2 separate regions of the Homo sapiens genome follow, and region 1 is linked to region 2. The links are chromatin loops, found by intact Hi-C in ENCODE. Cell type or tissue: GM12878. All regions are shown on one strand. Links, peaks and the distances in the headings refer to the core of each region. The heading gives the core; the rest is flanking DNA.

Region 1 (15,921 bases), core at 7,647-10,146, 110 kb after region 2:
GACAAAAACTTGAGAACACATAAATAGTATGGAAAATAAAAATCCCTGGTAATCTCACCACCCAGTAATAAAAGTTGCCCCCACTTTTGTTTTTTTTTATCTATATATTGTTTCAGTTTAATGCAGACGTCCTTCATTATAGAGTGCAGTACTGACATGGTTCATAACTCTTACCACTGTCTTTTTCCTTAGTCACATCTTTAATATTTTTGAAAATATGATTCTTAAATTCAGCTGATACACATTTTATGACTAGTACATAATTTATTTACCTACTGTTCTCTTCTTGAGCATTCGGATTTTTGCTGGATTTTCACATAGTGACCAAACAGGTACATAAGAAATACTTCTACATATTTCTAATTATTTGCCAGAGTCTAGAGTGCTAACCATTTTTCTCTCCAGTAAAATAAGTAGGGCAGAGAATCTAAGCAGGATTAAGACCTTATATGAACAATACCAATTTGTGACACAATTAAGGTGTTTGAAATTTCCTTAGGTGGCCTACAGGAGCCTGCATTTGCCTAGACATCCACCTCAACAGATGGTGTCAATGTCTGCTAATATGACAGGCAAAGAATGGTTATCTCTAATTTTTTATAAATGTTTCTGGAATTAAATTTGTTTCCATATGTATTTTGAGTGTTTTAAACATCGCTCTTCATTTTCTGTTTCATTGTTTTGCCCATTTTATATAAGAAACTTTAAAAATTTATTTCTAAAGATACTTAGAATATTAATGTGTTAAGGTTAATCTTTGACAAAAATATTTTCCCAAGTTTCTGCCTTGGAGTTTTTGTATACAATATATGTTGATGGAATTTTTTTGTGTGATAAGATGTATCAATTTTATTATAATTTATTTATTTATTTATCTTGCTGTTATTTATTTGGTTGTCATTTTCTTTGTGTGTGTGCCTGTATGTGTGTAAAAAGCCTTCCATACTTCAAAATTGGGTACCTAGTTACTTATTTTTTTTCTAGTTTCTTCACAGGATTCTCTTTTTATATTTAATTTTATATTAATTTAAAATTAATAGTGACATATGAAATGAGTTAGAAGTTTAACTATATATTCTCCCCAACTAGTTGTCCTGTTTATTATTCCTGGTGAATAAAAATTAAGAAGAATGGATATCTATAAAACTCAGTCTTTTCATCCAGGGACAGGTGTTTTTTTTTTTCATTATTTTAAAATTGTTATTAAAGTTTTATTGTGTTCTTTGCACATTTTTGGCGGCTGAATATTTTGTAGGTGTTTTTATTGTTAGTACAAATAGACTATTTTCCAAATGTCTTCAAACTAATTTATGCATTTATATGAGAAAACTATTGATTTTGATTTTTTGTATTATTCTAATAACTGTAAGCTATTATTAATTCTACAAAATTTTAGTTGAATATCTCCTGAATTTTTGTTAATACTGTTTTTAATCTAGAAACCCAAGTTATTGTTGGTAAATACCTGTGTGTGTATGTGTGTTTATATGTATGTGTATTCTCTCAAAAGCAAATTCTGGTATTTGCTCTATGTATTATTACCAAATTTATAATTACTATTTAGCCTATACTCTATGCCTTCTGCTTCTAGCACTGAACACCATTACATTAATACTATATTAACTCCAATCTTGAATTATTAAATTGTAATCATTGTTCAGTCATTTTTAAAAGAAGGATATGTGAGAGGCATATTTTCTAAACCCTAACGTATCATAAAGAGAAAGAACTGTCTTTGTGGTCATCTATGATATGAACAAACTCTTTCCTTTTATAACTCCTTATCTGTGCATGTTGGAGTACAAATTCAATACAATAGAAGCAGAAAGCTGGGATAAAAATTTCAAGGCTAGTTGGATAAGAAAAGTGTTCAGTTGCACAGGAATGATAAGACAAATTATTTTTTATCTAGTAAATGAATCCAGTAGACTTCTTACATGGCTTCTGCTGTACATCAATTTTAAAGGTCAGGGCGGTGGTAGTACTCGTTAAATCTTAGAATATCTCCTAAATCCCCAGTTCTCTGGAGTTAGCTAAACCCAAACTGTTTAAGTCTCTGAGAACTTTTCAACCTAATTCTTTTTTTTTTTTTTTTTTTTTTTTTTTTTGACGGAGTCTTGCTTTGTCGCCCAGGCTGGAGTGCAGTGGCGTGATCTCGGCTCACTGCAAGCCCCGCCTCCCAGGTTCACCCCATTCTCCTGCCTCAGCCTCCCGAATAGCTGGGACCACAGGCGCCCACCACCACGCCCGGCTAATTTTTTGTATTTTTAGTAGAGACGAGGTTTCACCGTGTTAGCCAGGATGGTCTCGATCTCCTGACCTCATGATCCTCCCGCCTCGGCCTCCCAAAGTGCTGGGATTACAGGCGTGAGCCACCACGCCTGGCCCAACCTAATTCTTTAATAATAGTGACATCTCTAAAACAAAATTTGCTCACAGTCAGCAGTCAGTAATTTCTTCTTAGCCAGGGTAGAACTCTTTTATTGCACGCTCTAAAAAGATTATTTGTAAACATGACTGTATTATTCTGTGTTTTCAAAAGACAGGCAAAAAGATATTTGTATTTCTAGAGATAACCTCAGCCATGAAATAAGGTGCTATGTTTTTAAATAGTATATAATATATAATCAAATTATAAGCAATTTTAATTAGCTTTAGAAGTTAAAAATATTTTTTATCATTAAGAAACTATAGAATTGTCACCTTCTAAATGAAAAGAGATTCTATTAAAATTTTATGTTTTTAGTGAGAACACATGGGCACAGGGAAAGGAACAGCACACACTGGGTCCTGTCATGGGGTCGGGGGAGGGAGAGCATCGGGATAAATAGCTAATGCATGTGGGGCTTAATACCTCAGTGATGGGTTGATAGGTTCAGCAAACCACCATGGTACACGTTTACCTATGTAACAAAACTGCACATCCTGCACATGTTCCCTGGAACTTAAAATAAAATAAAACAAAAATAAAAAAAGAAAAATAAATGAAAAAGAAAATTTTAAAAAGTTAAAAAATTATGTTCTTGATACAGAGAAAAATCTTTAGTTTATTAGTTATTTTTACTCTTGCCATGTTTCTATAAAGGCAAGAAAATTAAGAACTGAAAAGCAAACATGGTCTATTTCTTTCATCACCCCACACTATATCTCTGTAATTTATTTCTATAATGCAGGAAGGGTACTAGGGAAGATGACAAGTATTATGAAAAGATATATACTGGCCAGGCACGGGGTCTCACGCCTGTAATCCCAGCACTTTGGGAGGCCCAGGTGGGCAGATCACGAGGTCAGGAGTTTGAGACCAGCCTGACCAACATAGTGAAACCACATCTTTATTAAAAATACAAAAATTAACCAGGCGTTAATCCCAGCTACTCAGGAGGCTGAGGCAGGAAAATCGCTTGAACCCAGGAGGCGGACCTTGCAGTGAGTCGAGATTGCTCCATTGCACTCCAGCCTGGGTGACAGAGCAAGACTTCATCTCAAAAGAAAAAAATATATATACATTATATATTATATATATTTTATATAATATATATTTTATATATTTTATATATTATATTATATATAAAGAGAGCAAGAAATTTCACATTCTTAAGAGAAATGTCACTAAGTATTGACAGAAAAAAAAACAAAAACTAAACTAGAATGTTAACGTTCAAACTAGTCTTAAGGAGATAAATCTACATAACCTTATTTTAAATCTGATTCTAGAATAGGATATATTAGGAGATATTGAATTAAAGAAAGAAAAAAATGTAGGGGTAGATCACACTTCAATTTACAATAGATAAAGTTGACTAATAAAGGAATGAGACTGTGCCTTAATGTCTACACATTAAGGTAGTCAAAACAATGCAAGATAAGAAAGTCCAAATAAGACTCAAGAATCCAGAAAGCATTTTATAAATGATAAACAAATTATTGGGGGAGGATAAAGAGTAGAAATGACATGGAGAAAACTAGCAGCCAATTAGGGAACAAAAAAAGGAAACCCCCACTTCATTCCTCACATCACAATACATTCAAATGGATCAAATAAAATGAAACAATAGGTATTATAAAATATACATGGATAAAAGTTTAGAGTGGTGAAGATGACTCTAAGCATGACATAAAATGCAAAATTGATTAAATTGGTAACTTAAATCATTAGAAACATAATGAAGTGAAAAGGCAAGTTGCAAACAGAAAAAAACATACGTGCATCATAGATGATCAAACATTGAGCTGATAAATACAAAATATAAACAACTCTTAAAAATCAAATGGCAAATAATTGACCTAGGAAAAATATGGACAAAGAATATAAAAAGGAAAGCACTGTGTAAGAAATACAACCAACCAATAGATACATAGAAAAAAGTCAACCTCCTTACTAGTAAAATAGATATAAATTAAAGTAACAATGAAATAATAGCATGTTTGACATAGAGACTGACAAAGATAATCAATTTTGCCAACATTTGATGTTGATAAGGATATCAGGAAAATACCCTTCTATTTACTGCTAGTAGGAACATAATACACATTATCTTTTTGAGTGGAAATTGGAGATATAAACCAAACAAATATCCATGATTTTTTATTCTATGCAACATGATGTTCATTGTAAATTATTTACATTTTCATACTAATAAAACGAGGAATAATCAATTGTCTAATAATAACAAATAAATCTTTTATGATACCATCATGCAATAGACTATTATGTCCCATTAAAAATGAGGAAAATAAGGTAGATCTTACGCATATACTCACATAAAAAATGCCCAAAATGTATTGTTAATTTAGAAATAAAAGGTTCCTAATAATACATTTTGTATAATTTTATTTCTTTTTTTTTTCTTGAGACGGATTTTCACTCTTGTCACCCAGGTTAGAGTGCCACGGCATGATCTCGGCTCACTGCAACCTCCACCTCCTGGGTTCAAGCGCTTCCCCTGCCTCCCCTTCCCTAGTAGCTGAGATTACAGGCTCCCACCACCATGCCCAGCTAATTTTTGTATTTTTAGTAGAGACGGGATTTCATCATGTTGGCCAGGGTGGTCTCAAACTCCTGACCTCAGATGATCCACCTGCCTTGGCCTCCCAAAGTGCTGGGATTACAGGTGTGAGCCACAACGCCTGGCCTGTATGATTTCTTTTCTGCTTTTTAAAAGTATTTATATTTTACAACTGCACTCACGACTCACCTCTTTCTCTTTCTTATCTCTTCTCTATCTCTCCATAGTCTGCATTGGAAATATCTGAAAAAACACCAAAATTTATCTGTGATTATTAGGGATATGTGATTTTAGTGGACTATCACCTTTAAATAATATATCGCTATATTTTATAACATTTTACTATGGGAAATATTTTTACTTAAAAATATCAAATATTTTAAAAGAAAACATTATTAAAAATATGTAGAAACATGGGAAATGAATATACTTCATTTGTTTTGGAGGCATATTTGGGATAATTGCTTTGTTTTTTCATTTACTGACATCTCCAATTGCTACAACCTCCTTTGTGTTATAAACCATGGAAGATGATTAATTGGAATCAACACCAACAGCTAACTTCCTTCTACTTGGCCTTATTGTTACTGTAAGGGTTGAAACCTAAAATGACATTCACAAATTCCTTGGCAGGTAAGCTTTCAGATGTCATTTAGCTTTGATCATTTAGATTTACTCATGTAAAATCTATGGACTTCCAAGCATTCAAACTGCAAGGATGATGATGAAGATGGTGATGATTACGATGGTGATGATTACGGTGGTGATGGTAATGGTGGTAATGACAGTTTTCTGCAGCAGCATCAGCAGATGTCCTAGTGATGAGTAGCTGCCTTCCTAAGAATTAACAGAATTTAGGTCATCCATTTTGCCACTTCTGGAGGTGGCAGCAGTAGTAGCAATTTCTCAATTCAGTGTTTCCCTGATAATAAAAGAGTCTCTGAGTTGCCCTGGGTCTGCTCAAGTCAGAGTCTGTTTCTTCAAACATTCAAAGGATTCTTCTAAGCTGGGTAATATCCACCAATGAGTCTCCTTGTTCTTAAACTAGAGTGTTGTCTAGTACCTAAGTTCTGATTGAGGTATTGTCAAATAAATAAGTGAAGAGATGAAAACATATAGAAAACAAATATAAAGCACCCGGGTAAAAATGAGCAAATATGAATCACTAGTGATACATTTCTATGGCTTCATAAAGTATATTCGATTGAGTCACTACTGACAACCTTTCTAGATGTATTTAAGTTATAGATTCTGGGATGTTTTTAAGTTACGCTTAAACCTTTCAATACCTACTTTTACTGTGTTCCACTTTGTTCCACTTTACAGAAATTACATTTTTACTAATTGAAAGCTTGTGGCAACCCTGCCTCAAGTCTGTCTGCATCATTTTTCAAACAGCATGTTCTCACTTCATGTCCTGTGCCACATTTTGGTAATTTTCACAATATTTCAAGCTTTTCATTATTACTATATCTGTTATGGTGCTCTGTGATCAGTGATGTTCAATGTTACTGTTATAATTGTTTTGGGGAAAAATGATCTATGCTCACATAAGTCTGCAAACTTAATTGATAAATGTTGTATATGTTATGGGTGCTCCATCAACAGGCTGTTCCCCCATCTCTTTCCCTCTCTGTGGGCCTTCCTATTTCATGAAACACAAACGTATTGAAATTAAGCAATTCAGTAATCTTAAAATGGCTTCTGAGTGTTCAAGTGAAAGGAAGACTTGCACATCTCTCACTTTAAATCAAAAACTATAAACAAATAAGCCTAGTGAGGAAGGCACATCAAAAGCCAAAATAGCTCAAATGTTAGGCCTCTTATGACAAACAGCCAAATTGTAAATTCAAAGGAAATGTTCCCATAGGAAATTAAATGTGCTACTTCAGTGAACAAATGACTATAAGAAAGCAAAACAGCCTTACTGCTAATATGGTAAAAAAAAAAAAAAATGTTTAAGTGGTCTAGATAGAAGATCAAACCAGCCACAACATTCTTTTAAACCAAAGCCCAAAGCCTAATCCAGAGCAAGGTTCTAACTCTCTTCAATTCCATGAAGACTGAGAGAGGTGAGGGAGCTGCAGAAGAAAACTTGGAAGCCAGCAGAGGTTGGTTCATGAGGTTTAAGGAAAGAAGCCATTCTCACAAAATAAAGTATAAGGTGAAGCAACAAATGCTGATATAGAGGCCATAGCAAGTTATCCAGAAAATCTAGCTAAGATTATTGATGAAGGTGGCTAAATAATAGATTTTTCAATGTGGATGAAACATCCTTATATTGGAATTTTCACAGCTAGAGAGGAGAAGTCAATGCTTGGTTTAGAAGCTTCAAAGAATAGGTTGATTCTCTTGTTTGGAGCTAATGTAGCTGGTGACTTTAAATTGAAGCCAATGTTCATTTATTATTCCAAAAGTTCTAGGGCCTTTAATAATTATGCTAAATCTACTCTGCCTGTGCTCTATAAATGGAACAACAAAGCCTGGATGACAGCACATCTGTCTACAGCATGATTTGCTGAATACATTAAGCCCATTGTTGAGATTAATACTCAGAAAAAAAAACTATTTCAAAATATCACTGCTCACTGACAATACACCTGGTTACTCAAGAGCTCTGATGGAGATGCACAAGGAGACTAATGCTGTTCTCATGCCTGCTAACACAACGTCCATTCTGCAACTCATGGATCAAGGGGTAATTTTGACTCTGAAGTCTTACTATTTAAAAAATATATTTTGTAAGGTGATAGTACCATAGATTGAGGTTTGCCACATTGATTGACTCTTCCTTTCACAAAAAATTCTCTGCAGCATGTGATGCTGTCTGATAGCATTGTAACCACAGTAGAATTTTTTTCAAAACAGAAGTCACTCCTCGCACATTCTGCTACTACTTTATCTAGCAGGTTTCTGTAATGTTCTTAATTCTTTGTTGTCATTTCAACAACGTTCACAGCATCTTCACCAGGAGTAGATTCCATCTCAAGAAACCACTTTCTCTGATCATCCATAAGAAGCTACTCCCCATCTGTTAAAGTTTTATCAAGAGATTCTTGCAATTCAGTCACATCTTCAGGCTCCATTTCTAATGTGAGTTTTCTTGCTGTTTCTACCACATCTGCAGTTACTTCTTTCATTGGGCCAACATAATAAGTTGTAGGGGAAAGTGTGATGGGGCTTCTTGTTCCCTCACTTCTAATAAATAGTTAAATGAAAAAGGCCTCCTCCCCTCCCTCCCTCATCCCTGAAAGCTGTCTTTTTTGAATGTGATGCCAGGATGCTCTGGCGTGTCTTATAACCATAAAGGAAGTCATTTTGAGGGCGAAAGGGGGAGAAAGCCAAACTATTCAGCCTTCTTCAATTGAGGTTCTGCTTTGGAATCACAGAACAAAGATGTGAATCTTTTCTTAATTCTCTCAAGAGTGATAGTAAATACTACCACTACAGATGCATAGAAGTTAATTAATTGCATGCAATAGATGCCTTAAGGCATTAGGGCTAAATTCTCTGGAGATCCAGTTGAGAAAAGCTCCATAATGAGTGGGATAATGGTACTCACTGTTATTATTCTGTATTTCTTTTCATGAAAAATAGTACATTTCCTTATTATTTAAGGTAATTAGAGGTGGGGTTTTCTGAAACTTGCAGCTGAAAGCAATTTAGCTCATATACCCCTTACCGTGAGATATAGTGAGTTTCACTTCACCTTTCTGTTTCCTCGTTGATGGACATGGCAGCTAATGTGAAGTCAGTAAGTATTTATTGTTAGCAAAGAAGTTTGACATCTTCAAAGTTATAAATCATGGCTCTGTTATAAGTTCCTTTTAGAAGGGTGATAATTTGTTAGGTTCATTCAGACCCTCAAATTTGAAAACATTTTATTCATCATTTAGAAAAACAAAACTAGATTGTCCTGAGCACTGTTAGGATGAATAAACTTTTAAGACTTAATGATTTAATAACTAGCCATGAGAATAATTCAGTCCCAACAATTGCTGACTGTTGACAGTGTAAGTATAAACATGACCTCCATTCATTCATTTGCTGACAGGCCTTCGGAAGCTTGAGGACATGAATGGCAAGTGTGTATCAAGCATGGGCCAATTTGTTTAAGTTGGACGTTGCCTTGAGGGAAGGACAGGGACAGTGTTTTCTCAGCAAAGTTTTTCACTTGCCTTACTGAGATGACGAAAGATACGTAGAAAACAGGAACCAGGAGGCTTTGTGGAAGCTAAGTTGATGAGATCACTGAACTAACCCTCGGTGTTACTTAGAATGGTCATCACTTTTCTTTAACACTGCTAAAGATTCTCCCCAGTGAAATTAGGCAAGAAAATAAAAAAGCATCCAGATTGAAAAAGAAGTAAATCTGTCTAGTCCCAGGTGACATGATGGTCTATGTAGAGGATTCGATGAAATATACTAAAATGAGCTATTAGAATGAGTGAGTTAGTAAACTTGCAGGGTACAAGATCAATACACAAAAACTAATTGTATTTCTACATACGGGCACTGAACAATTAAAAATTGAAGTAAAAATTTAACCATATCACCAAAATATGAAATACTAAGGGATAAATCTGACAAATAACATCCAAAATCTATATGCTGAAAACTTCCAAATATTGCTGAGAGAAATTTTAAAAGATCCTAATAAACGCAGAGATACACTGTGTTCATAATTTGAAAACTGAATATTGTTAAAATGCTAATTTTTCCCAAAATGACCTGTAGATTCAATGCAATTTCAATTAAACATATCGTTTTTGTTTGTTTGTTTTAATATAATTGGACAGGCTGATTCTACAATTCAAATAGAAATACAAAGGACCTATGTAGAAGAGCCAAAACAACTTTTTCAAAGATAAAAAAGTTGGAGGATTTACATTATCTGATTCCAAACCTTATTATAAAGCTACAGCAATTGAGACAGTGTAATATTTATCTAAATACAGACAAATGGAATAATAGAATAAAAGGGACCGGGCGTGGTGGCTCACGCCTGTAATCCCAACACTTTGGGCGGCCAAGGCAGGCAGATCTCGAGGTCAGGAGATTGAGACCATCCTGATCAAAATGGTGAAACCCCATCTCTACTAAACAACAACAACAACAACAACAAAATCAGCTGGGCGTGGTGGCGCCTGCCTGTAATACCAGCTACTCAGGAGGCTGAGGCAGGAGAACCGTTTGAACTTGGGAGGCGGAGGTTGCAGTGAGCCGAGATCTCGCCACTGCACTCCAGCCTGGTGACAGAGCAAGACTCTGTCTCAATTATAAAAAAAAAAGGAGATTCAGAAATAGGTCCACACATATATGTGTAACTTATTTTTCCACAAAGGTTCAAAGGCAATTCAGTGGGAAAAGAATATATTTTTTTAACCAATCAGAAAACTAAACAAAAAAGTTTCAATTCATACATTTAGCCATGCACAAAAATTAACTCAAAATTGATTTTATACCTTAATTTATAAATTAAAATCATAACTTTCAGATTAAAACACTGGAGAAAACTTTTGTGGTTTTGAGTACATTTAAGTTATTTCAAACATTGATAACTTGGGTTATTATTTAAGTTATTTCAAACATTTGATAACCTGGGTGTCATCAAAATTAAAAACCTCTCTTTTTGAGACACTGTTTAAAGATAAGGAAAACCACAAACTTGGAGAAAATATTTGATAAAGAACATATATCTGATAAAGAACTTGATTTCAAGTTTATAAAAAAGTTTCAAAATTCAATTATAAGGAAACAAGCAACTCAATACAAAATCTGAACAGATATTTTATTGATGAAGATGTACAAATAAAAATAAGCCCATGAAAAGATGTTCAATATTATGAATCATTAAAGAAAGGCAAATTAAAATGAAAATCAGATACCTACTAGAATGGCTAATAGGAAAAAGACTGATCATCTCAGGTGTTGAAAAGTATATGGAGGAACTCTCATTCAATGCTGGTGGTAATGTTACACAGAATAGCCATGTTGCAAAATAGTCTGGCAGCTTCTTAGTTAAAGATGCAGCTGCTATATGATTAAGTTATTATAGTCTTATGTATTTACTGAAGAGAAATAAAATTACATATCTATAGAAATACTTCAACACAAATGTTCACAGAAACTTTATAATAATCAAAAGTAGGCAACAACTCAAATATCCATCAACAAATAAATGGATAACAAATGTGGCATATCCATACCTTGAAATACTACTCACATAAAAGGAATGAACTATTGATACACTCAACAACATGGATAAACCTCAAAATAATTGTACGGAATGCAAAAAGATAGGCCGGCCAAAAAGAGTACATACTGTATTATTTCATATATATAACATTCTGGAAAAATGCAAGCTAACAATATCAGAAAGCATATTGGGGTTTACCTGGGGACATGAGCAGGAGTGGGGAGGGGAAGGAGAGAAGGATTACAAAGGAGTACAGTGAAATGTTTGTCGGTGATGAATATTCGAATATTCTTGTTGTCTTAATAGTGGCGATAAGTATACACACATGTTAAAATGTATCAGATTATACTATTTATGTCTAGGTTATAATGTATAAAATTATACTATTCATGTCTAGCTTATTTATGTCAATTACACCTCAATGAGTCTGTTAAAATAATTCAGAAGTGTGATGAGTCTTCATAAAGGGGAAGGTCAGAGTGCTACGGGAACATAAAATGTGGTAACTTCCTCTAGGCTCCTTCTCAGGGCACCTACCTAAACTGGTAACAGGCTACATAAGGTCTTGGGAGCTTTTTGAAAATCTGAGAAGGAATTTATATCAAGGAAACTAAAAGCCAAGTCAGTGACGGGAGATAACTTAAAAGCATCAGAAATAAGAAAGGTAGCACATTTAGAGTTTTTTTTCAGCTTTAATAAAAGTTATGTTAACAGCAACTTAATGAATCATGTTTTATAGCACATTTATTATTAGAAAAAAGAATCCCAGCCTCTATTATGTACTGAGTATTTGTATAGTCTCTGCATATACAGACATGAAATATGTCTATATATATATAAATATGCCTATATATATATGCCTCTCTCTCTCTCTCTCTCTCTCTCTCTCTCTCTCTCTCTCTCTATATATATATATATATATATATATAATCATTCCTAGATCTCTCTCTCTCTTATAGAGAGAGAGAGAGAGACAGAAAGAGAGAGCTAGGAATGATAATATGAACAATAATAATCAAACATTAGTAAATATTATTTAAATAGCATAAATATTTCATCAAGTCCTCTACATAGACCATCATGTCACCTGGGACTAGACAGATTTACTTCTTTTTCAATCTGGATGCTTTTTTATTTTCTTGCCTAATTTCACTGGGGAGAATCTTTAGCAGTGTTAAAGAAAAGTGATGACCATTCTAAGTAACACCGAGGGTTAGTTCAGTGATCTCATCAACTTAGCTTCCACAAAGCCTCCTGGTTCCTGTTTTCTACGTATCTTTCGTCATCTCAGTAAGGCAAGTGAAAAACTTTGCTGAGAAAACACTGTTCCTGCCCTTCCCTCAAGGCAACGTCCAACTTAAACAAATTGGCCCATGCTTGATACACACTTGCCATTCATGTCCTCAAGCTTCTGAAGGCCTGTCAGCAAATGAATGAATGGAGGTCATGATTATCCTTACACTGTCAACAGTCAGCAATTGTTGGGACTGAATTATTCTCATGGCTAGTTATTAAATAAATGCTATTATTTAAATAGCATAAAAAGTTGCACCACATTATAATTAGTGTTAATTAGGACAAGATTTCATCAGGGTTGCATGTAGCATGTGACATGTGCAGAAAATGGATTCAACAAGAGCACCTAGAGGTACTAAACTCAGAGGGATGGATTTACCTTAAATAAATTTCATATATATCAACATATATGGTAGACAGTGACTCATTGATTTACATTGAGAATTAAAATTTCTGAATGTGTAAGAATGCTTATGCTATCAGGTAAGCACATACTCTCCCAGGTTGGAAACAGCAAAATCATTTTTAGAATTTTGCTTTGAAAGAATGTAGCCAGAGCTGAGCGCAGAAAAAGATGAGTCTTTACTATAGAAACAGACCTATCAATGCTAAGTTCCAGTACATTTGAGCACCCTTTCCCCTGGACCACGAGGGAGTCATAAGTATGACAATTTTTTGTTTTCCTTTAAAAATCTGAAGTGAAGCATCTTTCTTCTGTGGGTGCATATTTTATTGGTGAAATCGTGTCCCCCAAATCCCTATACTGAAGTCCTAGACCCAGTACCCTACTGACCTACTGAGGTCACCCTCTGAGAAATAGGATTTTTGCTGATGATCACATTAAGATGTGGTCATTAGGATGAGCCCTAATTTAATATGGCATTTGAAGATGAAGGCAGGGATTGAAGTGATGCATCTATAAGCAAAGGATGTCAAAAATTGCCAGAAAATCACCAGAAGCCAGGAAAGAGTCATGGAACATATTCTCTTTCACAGCTCTTGGAAGGAATCAACACTGCTGATACCTTGATCTTAGACTTCTAGCTACCAGAACTGTGATAAAATAAATTTCTGTTGTTTCAGCCACCCAGTTTTTAGTATTTTGTTTACTTCAAACAAATACACAAAATTTCTTAGGCTGGTGCAACGTTTATGTCTAGTTTTTCTTTCTATGCCTAGACTACATCCTTCAATTAGATTTCTATACCTACTGCTATGGTTCAGAAGATACTCTGTCTCCTAGTCCCCTAAAAGGACTTCTGCAGAAATATCTCATCCACTCTGATTTAATTTTACTGGTTTAGCTCTTAGAGGTAGTGGTGGTTTTCCCATAAAAGTCATATTCGCTCACACTTGTATAATGCATTTATATAAAGCACTATTCTGGGAACAATCTGATTTTTCATTTGGCTACCCAAGTACCCTGTGAGATAAAAAGAATCCTACCATTCACACCTTATATCCAAATTGCAGGTGTTAACTTTAGACAAATTGAACAGAGTTTGAGCAAAGAATGATTCATGAATTGGGCAGCACCCAGAACCAGATGTTCAGGGAGCTCTACTCTGCAATGTGGGCAATGAATGTTTACACACAACAATGGAGGTAAAATGCAGAAATAGCTTGATTATTTACAGCTAGGCATTGCCTCATTTGGACATGATCTGATGAGCTGGCCTCATGTGATTGGCTGACACCCTTATGAGTGGCTGAGACCTGGCTGTTACAAAACATAGACTTTTAGTTGGCTTTCAATTTTTTTACATATAAAAAGGTTGCAGGGTTTTTTTTTGTTTTTTTTTTTTTGAGATGGAGTCTCACTCTATCGCCCAGGCTAGAGTGCAGTGGTACGATCTCGGCTCACTGCCACCTCCGCCTCCCAGGTTCAAGCGATTGTCCTGCCTCAGCCTCCTGAGTAGCTGGGATTACATGCACACGCCACCACGCCTGGCTAATTTTTGTATTTTTAGTAGAGACAGAGTTTCACTGTGTTAGTCAGGCTGTTCTCGAATTCCTGACCTTGTGATCTGCCCACCTCGGCCCCAAAGTGCTGGAATTACAGGCATGAGCCACCGAGCCTGGCCTTCTTTTTCCTTTTTTGAGACGGAGTTTCACCCTGTTGCCCAGGCTGGAGTGCAGTGGCGTGATCTCAGTGAGTTGGTTGCTCACTGCAACCTCTGCCTCCCAGGTTTAAGCGATTCTCCTGCCTCAATCTCCCGAGTAGCTGCAATTACAGGTGCCCACCCCATGCCTGACTAATTTTTGTATTTTTAGTAGAGATGGGTTTTACCATGTTGGCCAGGCTGGTCGCAGTTTCTTACCTAAGAATTTAAAGTAGGGAAATATCCCCAGGCCAATTATTTAATTCCTGCTTATTTAATTTAACATAGGCATCTTCATGTTAATTGGCTACAATGGCCAGATTCAAGTCAAAGAGATTTGATTTTCAAAAACAAGGCATAAAATACAATGGAGATATCAACAACTTAAGAACCCTACAGAGTATCTGACACAATGACCAAATGAAATAAGGGAAATATTGGAATTGAATTACTTTTTCATAATCACCAGCCACCTAAATTCTTGGGTATTGAGAACAACTTAAACATCCTTCTTTGATTTAGTTTTTTATAGAGATTCTTGAAAGTCCATTATCGCTTTTGATACTGACTGAGGTATTAGTATAGTTCATGCATTCACTCATTTACTCATCCATCAGCATTTACTAAATGCCTACTCTGTTCTAAGCATCATGCCAAGTGTTTTGTATTTAGTGGTGAGCCACACAGGCATGGTCCCCTCTTTCATGTTATACACTGTCTAATGGGAAAATGCTATTTAATTAATACACCATTATAAGTTGTGGTAAGCACTAGAAGGAAAAAAAAAAGACTCTGAGTGTTATTAGAAAGAATAATGTAAAACCAAATGCTTAAGTACTTTGTATTTTTACTAAACATATCAGTCAAGTAAAAGAGACCTAACAGAAAGTTTTAAAGAAGCAACAACACTGGGGAATGGGACATAATTTCAGAAAGAGCAATGCCTGGGCTGACCTCAGGAGCAATGGGATCCAGGTATGCTAAATATTGGATGCTGATACCAGTACTATTTATTTCCTCTTCTCTTGTCTATTTCTCTCTGTGTATCAACTCCATTCACTTCTATTCGAAATCTCCTTTGTCCATTCTGGTGTTTCTAGGCTTATATCTTCACAGATTGAAGGCAATGCATGACAAGGGCCTTCCTTGCTAGCTCTGGTTACTTGGTAGAAAAAGTCCCTAAGAAATACTCCAATGGGCTCAGAATGAGTGTTTCATTCTGAGGAGCTACCCTTTAATGGTAAAACCAGAACTTAAGTACAGGATACTGAAGAGTAGACAACACTAAAAGAAACTGCATAAAAACTCCAGTTAGCTT
Region 2 (15,921 bases), core at 4,790-7,289:
TAATAAATATATATGATATATATATATTATATATATATATGGCATTTGCAGCAACCCGAATGGAATTCGAGACTATTATTTTAAGTGAAGTAACTCAGGAATGGAAAACCAAACAGTGTATGTTCTCATTTGTATATGAGAGCTAAGCTATGAGGACACAAAAGCATAAGAATAATTCATTGGACTTTGGGGACTTCGGGGGAAGGGTGAGTGGTGGCGAGGGATAAAGAACTACACATTGGGTACAGTGTATACTGCTTGGGTGATGGGTGCACGAAAATCTCAGAATTCACCACTAAAAAACTTATTAATGTAACCAAACACCACCTGGTCCCCCAAGAACGTATTGAAATATAAAAATAAAAAATTGAAAAAAAAAAGACCAGATGACTAAATCCTGGACTGGATTCTAGATCAGAAAACAAAATGCTATGAAGGACAGCATTAGGACACTATACATATGGGACTACATGTTAGGTAATAATATTATATCAATGTTAAATGTAGTTAATTTTAAAATATAAAAATATAAGATCATTTTTTCAGAAGATAAAAATGGAAATCTTTAGGGGTAGAGAATTATATCTGCAACTTATTCTCAAATGGTTCAGCAAACAATAATATTGTAATATATAGTCAGAGAGAATATGCGTTAAAAACAAACATGAAAAAATGCTAATAATTGGTGAAGACAGATAAAGATCCTAGAGGTGTTTATTGCACTATTCTTGTAATTGCTTCTGTAGTTTTGAACTTTTTTCAGAATAAAATTTTTTTTTAAAATTAGAGAATCTAATGCTTATGATAGTCTAATGAGTTATTTGCTTTACTCTGTTCCTAGAGTAAATGTAAATTAACAAGCTATCTGTAAAACAATTGTCAATAAATGTTCAAGGACCTTACAATATTCATACTCTTAATCCAGATCATTGGGAGTTTATCCTAAGAGTCAGTTATGAAATATGGGGGATGGGGGGAAGTATAAAGAGAGGTATTCATGTTACATCATTTAATATATTAAAAATCTGGAAAATAAAAGTAATTCATTAAATTATGGTATATTTCTTAATAAGGCAATAGATTATCAACATATTAAGATTTTTATCCACATTAAAAATACTTGTGTTATGTTATTCTGTGTAAAGAGCCAATATCAAATTATGTATAATTATGATCCCAATGATATACAATTTTTCATAATAAAAACTGATATCCACCAAAATATGAATAATACTTATCCATGGTTGTGAATTATGAGTTATAATTTTCTTTATATTTGTCAATTTTGTTTTGTTTTGCTTTGTTCTGTAGAATAAGAGGGTGGAGCTCTGAGTTAAAGTCCAAGGGATCCCCAGCTAGTTTATGATAATCATCATGATCCTCTGTTTCATCGTCTTCCTCATTTCTTCTGTGATAAACTTTTAAAGATGTGCTTCTCCTACCGTTTGCTGAAGAGAAGACAAAACATGTAACTAGAGTTTCTGGGGTGAAAGGCTGAAGTTGACAGCTACATATTGAAAATACCTTGGAAGTCTTGATCTCTTTGCAAAATGCATGAGTTTATTTCTCATTCTATTTGATAACATTATCTATTGGTTTTAATATAAGAATAATATAGTTGTGTGAAAGTATATGGGAGTATACCATTTTACAAAATAAATTCTTGATTTTCAAATTAATATCCCGAGTCCCTAAACCAAATGAAAACAAAGTAGCTTCAAATAAATGAAGACATCACTGGTGATTGCCTAATTTCCTGCTTCGAATGACTTTCTTTCAGACTGAAATAAAGAACAAGTGGGTATACTTTCTCTAGAAAGGAGGAGTCTAGAAGGAAAAATCCCATGAGATTGGTGTTTAAAAAGGAAAATGCTACTAGGCACATGCAAGAAGGAAATATACTCTTTTATGAGAGGACAGAATTCTGTTTTAATGCAGAACAGTGGGATGTTCCTGGAGGTCACGTGACAAATTGGATCCTATGCAATAACCTATTTGGATCATCAGCACATGTTAAAAAAAATCCCACTGTGAATCTCAGATGAAAAGTTTTGCTAAAATCCAGAGTGCATGGGAGGAGATGATAGACTGGTAGAAAAACAAAGCCCAGAGGAGTGTCTTTAACTTGGTGCTGTGAGATTTACTGGGGCCCGACAGGGGTCAGACTTGAGGTCCTTCCTGTTCACAATCTATAAAAAATGATATAGATTGGTTAATTCTGCTGACACACAGAGCCAAGGGAGGCGTAGCCCTTCAAAAAAAAGTCAGTTAAACTCAGAGTGTTTGGGGCTATTCCCTTGGCCTGAAAATTCTCAGAAATTAGTTGAAGCTAGTTCGTCAGTGGTCACATTTGGGGGAGAATGTACGGCCTATAAAGTAAGTGTAGAAGACCCAATCAAAAGTTGTTTTTGGCACAAGAGGTAAAATTACATTAGTGTAACTTGAATTCCTGGATTGCTTTAGACAATGCCAAGATCTGGGACTCAATTTTAGATAAGGCAAGTTTCCCAGCCTCCTATTTCAGTCATGTCAAAAGAAAGTACAGCAAATGGGAATAGCGCACGTACATTTTTAGTGTGACAGAACATGTCACCTTCAGCTTGCGTCTGATGGCTGACCACAGAGGGGACTGGGACCTGGAATACACTGTGTTCTTCACAACAGACAACCCAGGAAATCGTAGCATGTAGACATTCTCATTTTATCCTTCCCTCCCACTTCATGAAGCCTCAGCAGAAATGCTATCTTTTTCCTGAAGAAGAAATGAGATGCATCCAAATTATTTGCTGTTTAGTATTGAATTTGTTCTTACAATTACAGAGGGGTGAGTGATTCATATAGGACGAAAGGCCCCCTACACTCATGATTTTTTCTGTGGTGCCCATTGCTTTCCTTCTCTCCAGACAAAACATTTTGTTTGGGGTTTACTATAGTGTTTGTTTTTATTTTAATATCAGTAGAAGGAAACTCTGAACACACAACCTTAATTGGAAAAATCTCTTTCCATAGTAAACTAGATTGTTGCACTGTTTAAACACAGCTAGTGAGGTCAGGTTTCTAAATATAGTGTTTTGGTGGAAGTCAGGGGCTTTCTAAGAGTTGAAGAGTTCTGTGACCTGGCTTATGGTTTTTGGAGTGGATTGTTTAGGTTAGAGGAGAGTCTAAAGCCATTTGAATTAGCAAGGTTTTAGGATTATGGATGGTGAAATTTCCCAAAGCAGTTTCAAGATTGAAGGTGGGGAGCCAGACTTCCTGCCAGGCTACAAAGGGGTGCTAAGCATGAGAAAATGGACTCCATAGAGTCTGGCAGATGATCGACATATGGATGAGGAGAGCTGGCTGGTGTCATGAGCCTCAATGAAGGAGAGTTATGTTCAGGAGGGTGGGAAAGCAAGGGTCTAGAAGCTGTCATGTAGGTGCATAAAATGTTTTTCAGTACCTCCTACAACAACCATGGGGCCGTGGGGGTCACATCAACACAAGCAACACCATCATCACAAGTCTGCAGGGTTCCAGAGACTATAGTGTAGGAGAAAGAACACTTTCTGGAATTTGAAGATATAGGAGAAATACAGTGGAGTGGTCTTTCCTAGGAATCCCATGGGAAGCACTGGGAGCTGGCCCGTGAAGGGAGAGGTGGCAGGATTAGGACGAAGGCCACAGGATGTACTGATAAAAACTCAGGAGACACTGCAATCCTGGGAGGTCTCAGGAAAGACCAGGAATTGAGAAACAGATCCACTTGAGTTTGAAGAGAACAAAGGAGCTAAGAGAAATGTAGTTAAATTTTTTGCAAATTATACTCTTCAGCTGGGCATGGTGGCTCATGCCTGTAATCCTAGCAACTCGGGAGGCTGAGGTGGAAGGATCACTTAAGCCCAGAAATTCGAGACTGCAGTGAGCCATGATCGTACCACTGTACTCCTGGCCTGGGGGACAGAGCAAGACCCTGTCTCAAAAAAATAATAAATTAATAAATAATTAAAAAGTCTTCTTAGTACTTGATGAACCTGAGAAATGGGAACTCCATTTCTGGTTAAGTGGTTGATTTCTAAACGTTCTCATTTAGATAACCTCATTCTTGTGTGAATTGGTCTTGTTTTCTGAACCTGGCTTTCCGATTAAAGCAAAATTGGGGTTCACTCCAGTGACATGAACACAAGACTTATATAATTTAGAGAATGTACACCATTTTGTAACAGCGCTGTCTTCCTTTTCAAGTCACGCTAAGGATGACGGCAAGGATGCTGTAGCACTTGGAAGGCCTCAGAGGAGGGGGAAGGAGCTGACTCTAAGAGTAAAAGGTTGAATGATTGTCAGGCGGGGGGCCAAGGAAAAGGGGAACACATCTGCCAACTCTCCACTCCCAGTCCAAGTGCTCCAACTTCCCATCCACCGCCAAGACACATTTTATTTTTCTGACATGAAATATGTATATAATTCTAGCCTGATTTTTTAAAGCACAAGCGGGTTGATTCTGTTTATGCCTCCCTTTACTCCCACCCAGTGCAAACATTGGCTTCCAGCCTGGGGATGACGTCAGGACCTAGCAAACAGAATCCAAGAGCCAGGAAGTAGATGGCTAAGTAAATATGCCCCCCAGTGCTGACATTTTTAACCAGGTAGGTGTAGAGGTGGAGGATCTGGATGGGAAGGCTCAAGCAAGGAAAACAGGTGGGAAAACAGCAACTAGCACTTAATGACTGATTTTTTGCTTGTAGTCTAAAGCCATTTGTCTGGTTTCCATATCTGAACTTCAAGCAGCATCTTCTGGACTTAGTTCTTGGTGGCTGGAGCAGGGAAAGTGTGGCCTCATTGAAATGGGATCAGGTTTCAGGATGTTTCATGTGTGTACCTGAAACACACAGCTTACCATCTTCATGAGCAAAGAGATTTATGTAAGAAAGGAGAGGTAATGTAAATTAAAGGAATTGAGCAATGGAAAATACGTGAGTCCATGAATTAACAGATGAACATTATTGAGCACTTCTGGTGCGCCAAGGCACATCCATACTGATAAAGGAAGCCACCTTGGCAATGTACCTTGTAGCTGTTATCTCATTTCATTTAATCCTCATGTGGCTGCAGGTCAGCAATGGGAAGAACACTTAAAGATATCACTCCCACTGCAGAAGGCAGGAATCCATGGCTTCAAAGATCTTGTGTCATTACTTGTTAACGTTCCTGAAACAATTATTAAATATTATGCAATGTTTCAATACTTCAGTGAGCAGAGTGGTTCTATTTTCTAAGGTTGTGTTCATTCCCAGCACCTAGATCATAATACATGTATTTTTATTACATGCATTTTTGAATGAAAAAATCGTTGATAATGAATGAAGGATTTATTTTCTCTGTTCTTGATTCTGAGAAACAGAAAAGAAGAATGTATGAATTCAGCTCAATTTATACTACTTAATTTTTGGTCTCAAAGAGCTGTAGGAAGGATGTTTATCCCAAACCAAAGCAAGACCTTCCTTTTTTTTTTTTTTTTTTTGACAGAGTCTCACTCTTTGTCACCCAGGCTGGAGTGCAATGGTGCGATCTCGGCTCACTGCAACCTCTGCCTCCCAGGCTCAAGCGGTTCTCCTACATCAGCCTCCCAAGTAGCTGGGATTACAGGCGCCCCCCACCACACCTGGCTAATTTTTGTATTTTTGGTAGAGATGGGGTTTCATTATCTTGGCCAGGCTGATCTCAAACTCCTGACTTCAGGTAATCTGCCCGCCTCGGCCTCCCAAAGTACTAGGATTACAGGCATGAGCTACCATGCCTGGCTGACCTTCCTTCTTTTAAGTGGCTGCTTTACTTTGTTGCTCCTTTATGTTGAGGTGCCAGAGTGCAAGTGTTGTTGAGTGCAAAGTGTTGTTGCTGTGGTCATTAGCTTCAGCATAGGAAATGGCATGTGCTCTTCCAGTAGCCCATGTTAGACCTCATCTAGAGAGAGATTTGACGTTTATGAAACTGAAAAAAAACAGTTAAATCTGTAAGAGATCCTTCACATGTTTGCTCTGGGTCTCTCTTCCCCTTTCTCCCTCTTTCTCTTTCCCTCTCTTAATCTATAACTCTATCTACTAATGTCTCTGTCTGTCTTAGAATGGAGACCTCAAATACCTTCCCTATTACTTTGCCCTGGGTAAGCTCAGAATCTGAAAAGAGTCTTTTTCATAGGTTATGACTCAAAACAGTATTTGTTATTATAAGAATCAAAACCAAAGAACATGCCCATGTAGGGATATGCCTCAAATTCAAGTTATTAATTAATTAATTAGCTGGGTTAATGTTGTGTATTTTTAATTCTCAGTTTTTCATGCCTCTGTGCATGCCCACAGGATATGCTGCCTTTTCACTGGACTGTTCCTTGTGCAACCTCCTCCTCAATTTTTGGCTCGTCTTATATCTATGTTTAGACGCCTGAGCTCATCACTATACTCTCCTTTCTCCAACTGTTGTTGGGTGCATTCCCATGCTCCTGACTGCAAGCTGGACAGTTATGGAGCCGGATTCTCACTAAATTAGGATGGTATCTAAATAGCAAAAGGGCTCTTCTCAGCCAGAACAAAATAATATCTTCTATTTTTAGCCATAATGAGGGAAGTTCTGGAGGATTGTAGCTAAATGTGAGATGATGCTTTATTAGGCTGATGGTCTAATACTATCTTCCATATATTATACTGTTCCCTTTTGAGATGTATTTTTTTTTTCTGTATAACACCAAGTATCACATCTCATCTTTCATACTCCATAACTTCAGGGGGCACATTCAAGCAGACTGCAATGAGAATGGTGCCCCCTGGAAGTTTGCAGGGCATACCCAAACAGCCATATGTGTGGCACATATTCCTAAAGTCATAGTACGTTAGCACTAAAATGGGAAGTATAAATAATGTACTTCAAATTCTACTTTTCACAGATAGAAACTGAGGTCCAGCAATGGAGGTTCTTACATATTTTCATATGGTTATTTATCCGGTGGCTGTATGAGTTCATGTGTAGACCACATATTGCCTTACAATTATTCACTCTTCACACATAATAGCATTTGATGGGGGCTAAACCTTTATTTACCATATAAAGTTATTTAAAAATATTTTCACTTTCATAAACTTATAAGATCCCCACTTCGGCCGGGCGCGGTGGCTCACGCCTGTAATCCCAGCACTTTGGGAGGCCAAGGTGGGCGGATCACGAGGTCAAGAGACTGAGACCATCCTGGCCAACATGGTGAAACCCCATCTCTACTAAAAATACAAAAATTAGCTGGGTGTGGTGGCGTGTGCCTGTAGTCCCAGCTATGAGGTGGGCTGAGGCAGGAGAATCTCTTGAACCTGGCAGGCAGAGGTTGCAGTGAGCCGAGATCACGCCACTACACTCCAGCCTGGTGATAGAGCGAGACTCTGCCTCAAAAAAAAGATCCCCACTTTCCGGCCCCACCAACACAGAAGTTTTCATAATTTAAAAGCCATTAATAATTGAAATAAAATCACAATTTTATTCCAAAATTTTTTGCATGAAAACATAAATACTCTTCCTAAGAAAGAGTTTGGGGTAGCATGAAATATACAAGTATAGACTTTAAAAAATTTCCTAAAAGAACACTCACGATTTTTTTTTTTTTTTAACAGAGGATGCAATCTTGGGCGAAACCTACTTTTTGGTTCCTGTCTACTAAACAGCATAAGCTTTATCTTTGATGCTTAGGTTATCCAGCAAAAGAGAGGTCCATAGCCCCCTGTGCTAGAAAGAGCATGGGCTGGGACTTAAAAGGCAGGTTTCCCTAGACTTGACTGTCTTGAGTTTCACTGTTTGACGCAGTTCATTTTATTTCCTTCCCTGGCCCATAGTTTACCAGTTTGTAAAAACAGGCTAGACTAGCTGATCCCTAAGGGTTCTTTTCATCTTTAATATCTTATAATTTATTTTTCTTGAATTAGGTAGAAGGTAAAGACAAATAGTTGTAATAGCACAGGATTCTGTGAAGATTAAATGATACCTACTGTAGGACGTCTAATTTTCAACCTTGCTGCCTATATTTCCTTTTAATGGGATCATTTTGCTCTACTATTCATAGCTAATATATGACTTCCTCTTTACAATCAACTAGTTTGATATACAGTGAAATCTCCTGGTTCCACCCTATCACTACCACCCCCACTTTCTAAATCTTGGAACTTCTTAGCCTTGAAGCAGTTTCTTGACTCCGAGCTGGGTATTTGTTTACTTGGTGTTTTCTATCATCTGGGAATTCTCATTCAGGACTCTCTGTTCTGTATTCATCCTCTCTCTGGTCTCTGTGCTCTTGGCCTCCTCGCTGATTATTCTCTTGCATGGTTTCTTTCCCTTTATGGCTCCGTTTTTTTTCATTTGTTTCATGTTGTTTGTGTCAGTATATTTAAGCTCGGGGTTGGTTTTTTTGGATCCTTTCTAACAAAACTTTGTTTATGTTTTCCTTTCTTTTTCTCCTTGCTAGATTATCTGTGCCTTTCCTGTAGTTTTATTCTATCAGCAACTGCAGAGAATTTGTTAGTGCAATTGAAGGTTTTCCCATTTGTTTACTGGAAACTTCCTTCTCACTCCAAGTCTTCTTATTCTTAGGAGATGTCACCTTCTATGTAATATCACTTGGATACTGAAAATTCTCCATGAACTGGAAGAATGTATGCTTCAGTGTGGTAAACAGAATTTCTAAAATGACCTCTTCCTCCCTGAGATATCCTGACATAATACCCTAAATTTGTAAATACGATGAAATATTCTTGTGATTTTGTGTTATGCTATATGGTACATGTATTAGGGGGTTTCAGAAAAAGAAACCTATGGGAGATATATATGTATATATACACACACCTATTCTTACACAGATAGGAAGAGAGAGAGAGACAGAGAGAGAGTCTTTATTGATTTCCTTGAAGCAAATAAGGAGGTTTAGAGAGTCTTTATTGATTTCCTTGAAGCAAATAAGGAGGTTTTTCTAAACCAAATGGAGTGTTGGATAAACAAACCACCTAAGGGAAGACAAAAAATATTTTGTGTACCTAGGACAACCATACCTTAAAGGAGATGTTTTCCCAATGTATGCAATAAATATGTTCCGTATTACAGTATTCATACCTAAGTTTATATCTCTAAATGAAAAACAGAAATATATATATTTTTTCAGTTGCAGGTGGCTTAAAGATATACTTATTTAAAGGATTTCAAACTGACCACTCACAGACTAAATACTGTTTGGCCTATACAAACTTTTAAAAATAGGAAAATGTACAAAAAGCCTGCACATGAACCCTTTAATCTATAATACAAGTTGAATTTTTTTTTAAAAAAGACATATTGCTTACAGCAAAATTTACACTAAGAAATTTGGTGGCGTGGCATGGGTTAGGAGACTTGTCCTTGCTGTCTGAACATACTATTTAATCTCTCTGTTACTCAGCTTTCTTATCGGTAAAATGAGTTGGTTAAACAAGATCAAGTGGTGCCAGCCCAAAAGCCTTCAAGGAGCAGGCAAGTGACATGAGAGAGTGAATAGACCAGGTGCAACACAAAAGTGAGTAATGGAACTACAACAATTGGAGCTGCACAAGCTGCTTCAAGGAGGCACCAGCCTGTTATTGTCATGGGGAGAAATGGGCACAGTGTTGCCAGATCTTTTGACTTTTCAAAAGAAGTTGATACCTGTTTATTATAAAGAATTTGCTGCTCAAGTAATTACAGAGGCTGAGAAGTCCCATGATCTGCTGCCTGCAAGCTGGAAACACAGGGAGTTGGTGCTGTTGTTCTGAGAACTGGAGGGTCAATGGCACAATTTCTAGTCGAGGGCAGAGGAGTGATGTCTCAGCACAAGCTGTCAGGCAGAGAGAGAATAAATTCTCCCTTCCTCCACCTTTTTGTTCTATTCAGGCTCTCACTGGATTGGATGAAGCTCACTCACATTGGGCAGGGTCACCTGCTTCACCTAGTCCACCAATTTAAATTTTGATATAATCTGGAAACACTCTCAAAGAAACACACAGAAATAATGTTTAATCTGGGAACCCTGTTTCCCAGTTCAGTGGAAACCATCACAATACATTTGCTTTTATAAATAATGAGTTATCCAAGTGGGCCTGATATAATCATGTGAGTCCTTAACAGCAGAGAGCTTTTTCCAGCTGGAGGCTGAAAGAGAAGTTGGAGGGATTTGAAGTGTGAGTCCTGAATAAACCCTGGCTGCTACAAAGATGGAGGGCCCTATAGAAAGCATGAAGGGGAATATGCGCAGCCTATAGGAGCAGAGAGAACCCCTGACTGGCAGCCAGCAGGGAAATGGGGACCTTATTCCAACAACCAGTAATCTAAGGTAACTAATTTGGCAACAACCTGGGTGAGTTTGGGAGTAATTTCTTCCCCAGAGTCCCTAGATGAGACCCCTGCCTGGCCAGCAAGACCCACTTTCTCCCATGAGACCCTAAGCAGAGAACCAAGTTACAATGTACTAGGACTCCGACTTACAGACACTGTGAGATAACAAATTTGTTATTTAAGCTTGTAAGTTTATGGTAATTTGTTACACAACAACAGACAACTAATATTCCCTGCTGTTGTGCTTCTTTGGTGCCTCTGCCCTCCTCCAAACACTGAGGGCAGGCAAAACTGCCAAGTAATCTATTAAAGTATTCTAATTTAGAATTGCAATATTGCTTTACTTGAAGAGAACGGAGAAGAGTCTATCACAGAGTTTTCCATAATCAGTTACCAGTACCTGAACTCCCTAAATCAGCAAATTATGCCCTAAACTCACTCAATGACACAATAGGTTGTTGGGTTGATGGATAAATTCTGAAAATTTGATTCAAACTCACACCTTCCTGAGTTAAATTGTCCATTTCTTTTCTCTTAGGGTATCTTCAAAACAGCTTATTGAGATAAGCAAGGCAGGAGTTTATTACCCCAATATTAAAGATGAGGAAATTGAGGTCCTGAGGGAACCTGGAGGCTCTCCCACAGTCGATCACTGAGAATCTGACACAAGCTGCACTCAAAAATGCTGCTGTGAAAGGTTACGAGTGTCAGTTACATGCATTTTACAATTTGTTATGGATGTTTTTGTACATGTTAATTTGTTTCATTATCAGGTATTATTATTAAGATAATTTCTATTTGGAAGTAAGGAAGCAATGTTAGAGAGTTTATATAATTTATCCAAAATCACAGCAGCTAGTAACTATGAGAGCTCACCTTAAAAATCTGTCCAATGCCTAGCCTTCCCTTTACCTGAAATAGCAAAAGACCTATTAGGGTGTTAGATCAAGCCCCAAATAATTTGTATCCTTCTTGAGTTAAGTTGGCCAGGCGGGCAAATCAAGACAGCTTAATTCTGTTTGATGGTAGGCTTCCTTCCCACTTTACCATGTCTGATATTAAAAGCTTTGCTTATGATTTTCACTGTGGCAAAGACCAAGGTATTCTCACATCTGTCCTATGTATATGTTTCAATGGTTGAACAGTCATGGGCCAATATTTGCTCATAGAATATCAAATCTACATGTACTTAGTGTGTCAAAAGACAGTTCTTTCAAAATTTTTAGGGTTAGGGAAGATAAAAGAAATGGGGGAAGTCTTGACAGATGATAGGAGGGGTGGGGGAGGGAGAGAGTGGGATGATGGTTCCAGGAATATGGAGAAACTTGGAGAAATGCCCAGAATTGGGAGTGGGAGTTAGGGAATGAGACCCAGAGAAAATAAGGGAGGTGATACAGACAGACTCAAAGTGTAAGGAGGCCTTGAATGTCAGGGCAGGAAGTTTGAAATTGATGATGGAGGGACAGAGGAGACAGAGAGACACGTAGGGAAGTGGGGAGTAGTGTTGTCACGGGAGCCCTGGGGGCCTGTCATGGGCATTAGGAGTCTGAGCAGGCTTGCAGGGGAAAGGAGAATTGGAAATTCTCCCGTGCCTCACAGATATATAAATAAAGCACAATAAGGACTATAATGAGGAAATAAATGTCATAAAAATGTTTGATAGCAGATGGAACATACAAACACAAAAAGATGCCAATAGCCTCCAGCCAAGAGAAATAAGGGAAGGAGCTCGGTCTAGGTGACCCCGAAGCTCTGTTTTAGCTTGCATATTCTGTAATTTCTATGCTTTGATTTATTGAATTTCACTAGTGTTTGCCAGCTACTGCCTATGTAGAAAGCACTATGCTGCACAGTACAGAGTGAGGAGTGAGAGGAAATGTGAGGTTGAATATAATCTAGTTCCCTGCTTGGAAGAAGATTTCTGTATATTGGGGGAGAAGACCCTGCAAACTGTATCACATTCCAGAGTGAGCAAGTGCCCTAAGAGGATTATACATATAATGGAAACCTCAACGGGAGGATGGGTGGACTTCAAGTCATCTGTGAAGGTGATGGTTTTAGACACAGGCAAACCCTATGTCTAGTAGTTCCCTACTAGACAAAGGAAAACCCATATCTAAAGGGGTAAGAAAAATGCTCTGGGTATAATAATTATGGTAAGCAGAATTCCAATCTGATCCCCAGTGAATCCCATCCTTGTATAAGCCCCTCCTCTTGACTGCAGATGGAACTCTAGGCTTGCTGTGTTAGAGGTGGTGGATGTCATTCCCGTAATTACGTTATGTTATATGGCAAAGGCGCGGCAATATTCACTCCTGTGTTTGTTTCTTTATATAAGACTCCATCTCAGCACAGTGGAGAGAGATTTCCTGCCACCTTTGAAGAAATCAGTTGCCATTTGTGAGAATTCCACTTGGCAAGGAAGTATGAGACCCTTTAGGAGTCAAGAGCATTCCCCAGCTGAAGACAACACAAAATAAAGACCTCAATCTTAACAACTCCAAGGAACTACATGCTGTTAGATTGGTGCAAAAGTTACTGTGGTTTTGTCATGAAAAGTATGGCAAAAACCGCAATTACTCTTTTTTTTTTTTTTTTTTGAGACAGAGTCTTGCTCTGCCGCCCAGGCTGGAGTGCAGTGGCGTGATCTCAGCTCACTGCAAGCTCCGTCTCCCAGGTTCACGCCATTCTTCTGCCTCAGCCTCCCGAGTAGCTGGGACTACAGGAGTCTGCCACCATGTCCGGCTAATTTTTTTGTGTTTTTAGTAGAGACAGCGTTTCACCGTGTTAGCCAGGATAGTCTCGATCTCCTGACCTCGTGATCCGCCCGCCTCGGCCTCCCAAAGTGCTGGGATTACAGGCGTGAGCCACCCAAACTGCAATTACTTTTGCACCAACCTAATAATACCAACAAGCAGATGAGCTTGGAAAACACTGCTGAACTCCAGAAAGGAAAGTAGCTCAGGGCATACCTAGAGTGTAGTCTTGCAAGACCATGAGCAGAGGATCCAGCTAACACATGCCTGGACTCTAGACCAGTGGACAGTGAGATAGTAAAGGGTTGTTTCTCAAGCCACCAAATTTGTGGTAATTTGTTGCACAGCAATAGAAATATAATACTATAAGCTATCAGGTTAAGTTTGAGCTCTGAGTACATATTGGGGGTTGGTGGGATGGAAGGCTGAAAAGATTGGGAAGAGACAATTTAGTCTAGTCCAAATTAGAATCTATGCACTGAATGTAGTCTTATTCAAATTAGAACTAAATGAAATTCAGTTTCATTTAGAAACTGAATGTTGGGAATGTTGGGAGACACCATGTGGACTACCATGTTCTGTGGTAATGGTCGTGGCATAGTTTGGGCAGTAAGAGGGAGACTGAATATTCACAAGCTGGTAGGAGTTGTCCCCATACTATCTTTCTGGCACTTGCCTGGCTTGTGCAAGTTTACAGCCATTGCCAGGATTTTCTATGGGGCTCCTCCACTTTCTTTGAAGCTGTTAAAGTCTCATAGCACAAGGTAGTGGAGAAGCACAAGGCAGGAATGAATTATGGCTAGACAGAAGTACCATAGAATTCTGGAAGTTTGAGGTGGGTAGAAGCCTAAAAGGCAGGTCTCCTGTTTCTCTCTATGATGCATGGCCCTTCTCTATAAAGTTTCTGATACATGTATATCCTCCCAAATTACTAACCGACGGCTCACTGCTGTGGAAAGACCGGATTGTTAAAGCACGTCAATCATGAGAAGCTTTATTAATCTGAGCTGTAATTTAATGAAATGGCAATTGTCAGAGGTGAGAGGTGCCTTTAAGATTATCAATTTAAAAGAGGAGAAAACAAGACCCATATAGGAGAAGGGAATTATACACAGTCCCATAGTCACTCGATAACAGGGCCAGATAAAACCAGCACCCCTTCTACCAGCAGCCCCTCATGTATGGAACTGACAAATCAAGGAGGAAGGATTTATTTAAACATTCTATTAGATAAAAATATGGCTGACTTTGCCTTTTGAAATTTATATCCAAACCCAACAATTATCCAAGCATTGCCATGGCTTACTAGAGAGAGCACTGTCAAGTTTGTTATGAGTACATATATCTTTCTGCCATCTGTTATTCTTGACTATTTCTACTTCCCTTTTTTTGTTTAGTATATATTTACTGCATAAATGTGCATCTTTTCTTTTAGAAAAGCAAGGCTAGCAGTAGGTTCATGTTTACTTCTAGGGTTGTCCTCTTAATATTAGGGGGTGACTGACGTCCCTTCTTATCTATGAGACATGCTTTTCTCTCTCTGGGCACAGCCCCCATTGGCTTCCTCTAAATTTCAAGTAGATGCTGAAAATAAAAATCTGCCAAGCACTTCAATTATAATTGCTCTCCAGAACCAGAGCAGCAGAATTGCACCACTAGAATGACACACGAATTTTGGAATGACAGTTGAGGAAATGATACAGCTCAGAATCACCCAACATAGGCACTCTTAACCACAAAGCAAGTTCTGTCTTTTATTTCCTCTGAAATTCTCCCATAGGGAAGACAGAGAGGAAGGAACAGGAAAGAGAAAAAGAGGAAAAAGGAGCATGGGAGGAAGGAAAATTGAGGAAGAGAGACACAGTAGAGTATTGAAATAAGAGAAAAGAAAGGGAACATATAATGTTAGATTTTTTTTCCCTGACTCAAAACATTAAAAGCAATTTATCAAGCTGTGTGTGCACCCAGACATATTTCCCTTGATTGGAATGCTGTGTCTACTTCAGTCTCACAACCAGCCACCCATTAAACACAGATTGATATCCTGGAAATTTGGGTGGAGGTTAGTGACTATCTTAAAATGAAGTGAAATTCCTGTAGCCAGGATGGCTGAGTGAAGCCCCTTGCATCCTACTGTAGGGTCTGTCCAAGGCTTCATCTGATAGGAAATGACAAATAGCCACTCTCCAATAGCAGAATTGCCCCCCTGAGAAGCATTCCTGGGAAAGAGCATAAAACCACAATCAAATGACCATGCTGCTTCCCATATTAAGTACACAGTGAGTGGTTCATGTGTGGGCTTTGGACAGAAGTCTAAATCTCCAGACAGACACTTGGACGGCTGTTGTTCCTAATGACTCCACTGGCCTTGACATGTGAGCAAGCAGGACATGTACCCATTAGAGGCAAATTTTTATTAGAGTGGCCATGCCAGGGATTATTAGGAACTTGTAAAGAATGTAATTACCACTTAAGCTGTATTCAGTTGAATATATTTTAACTATAATTGAAAACAAATGAATGCTTAACTGTATGGTTGGTTAGACCTCCATAACCACTGTTATCTTATTATTTACATTAATTAAAACAACATGCACTGGGATTTATTTGCAAGTGTGCAGTTACAATTCAATAAAGGCTTAAAACAGATTTCTTTATTTAGCGTTTGCTCTTGCAGCATTGGCTCAGTGTTGGCCAGTATGATTTTTGCCACAAACTCTTCTGATCCACTGAAATGAGAAAAGAGAGATGTGTATTTCTTTTCATTAAAATAAAATGAATCCTTTCAAAAAAGCATTTAAACTCATCAAGTTCTTTCTTTTCT

What was found. A loop is a pair of places that touch in the nucleus more often than their neighbours do. Peaks named below come from ENCODE experiments on the same cell type or tissue, not always from the same donor. Only the 100,000 strongest peaks of a DNase experiment are listed, where the experiment ranks them.
Region 1: a loop joins it to region 2, with 2.2 times the contacts of the local background. A loop is called at or near these places in 1 of 110 quality-filtered maps.

The regions. Positions count from the first base shown.
Region 1 is chr2:18,933,177-18,949,097 of GRCh38, reverse strand. All of the region lies in intron 5 of LOC105373456 (a long non-coding RNA gene), which reads right to left. Among named protein-coding and RNA genes, the nearest start is that of LINC01376, 86 kb to the left of the region's middle. In GM12878, for the core only: no CTCF peak of the experiment used is centred there; a DNase peak (open chromatin) is centred at 8,707.
Region 2 is chr2:19,037,686-19,053,606 of GRCh38, reverse strand. All of the region lies in intron 5 of LOC105373456 (a long non-coding RNA gene), which reads right to left. Among named protein-coding and RNA genes, the nearest start is that of LINC01376, 19 kb to the right of the region's middle. In GM12878, for the core only: no CTCF peak of the experiment used is centred there; a DNase peak (open chromatin) is centred at 5,986.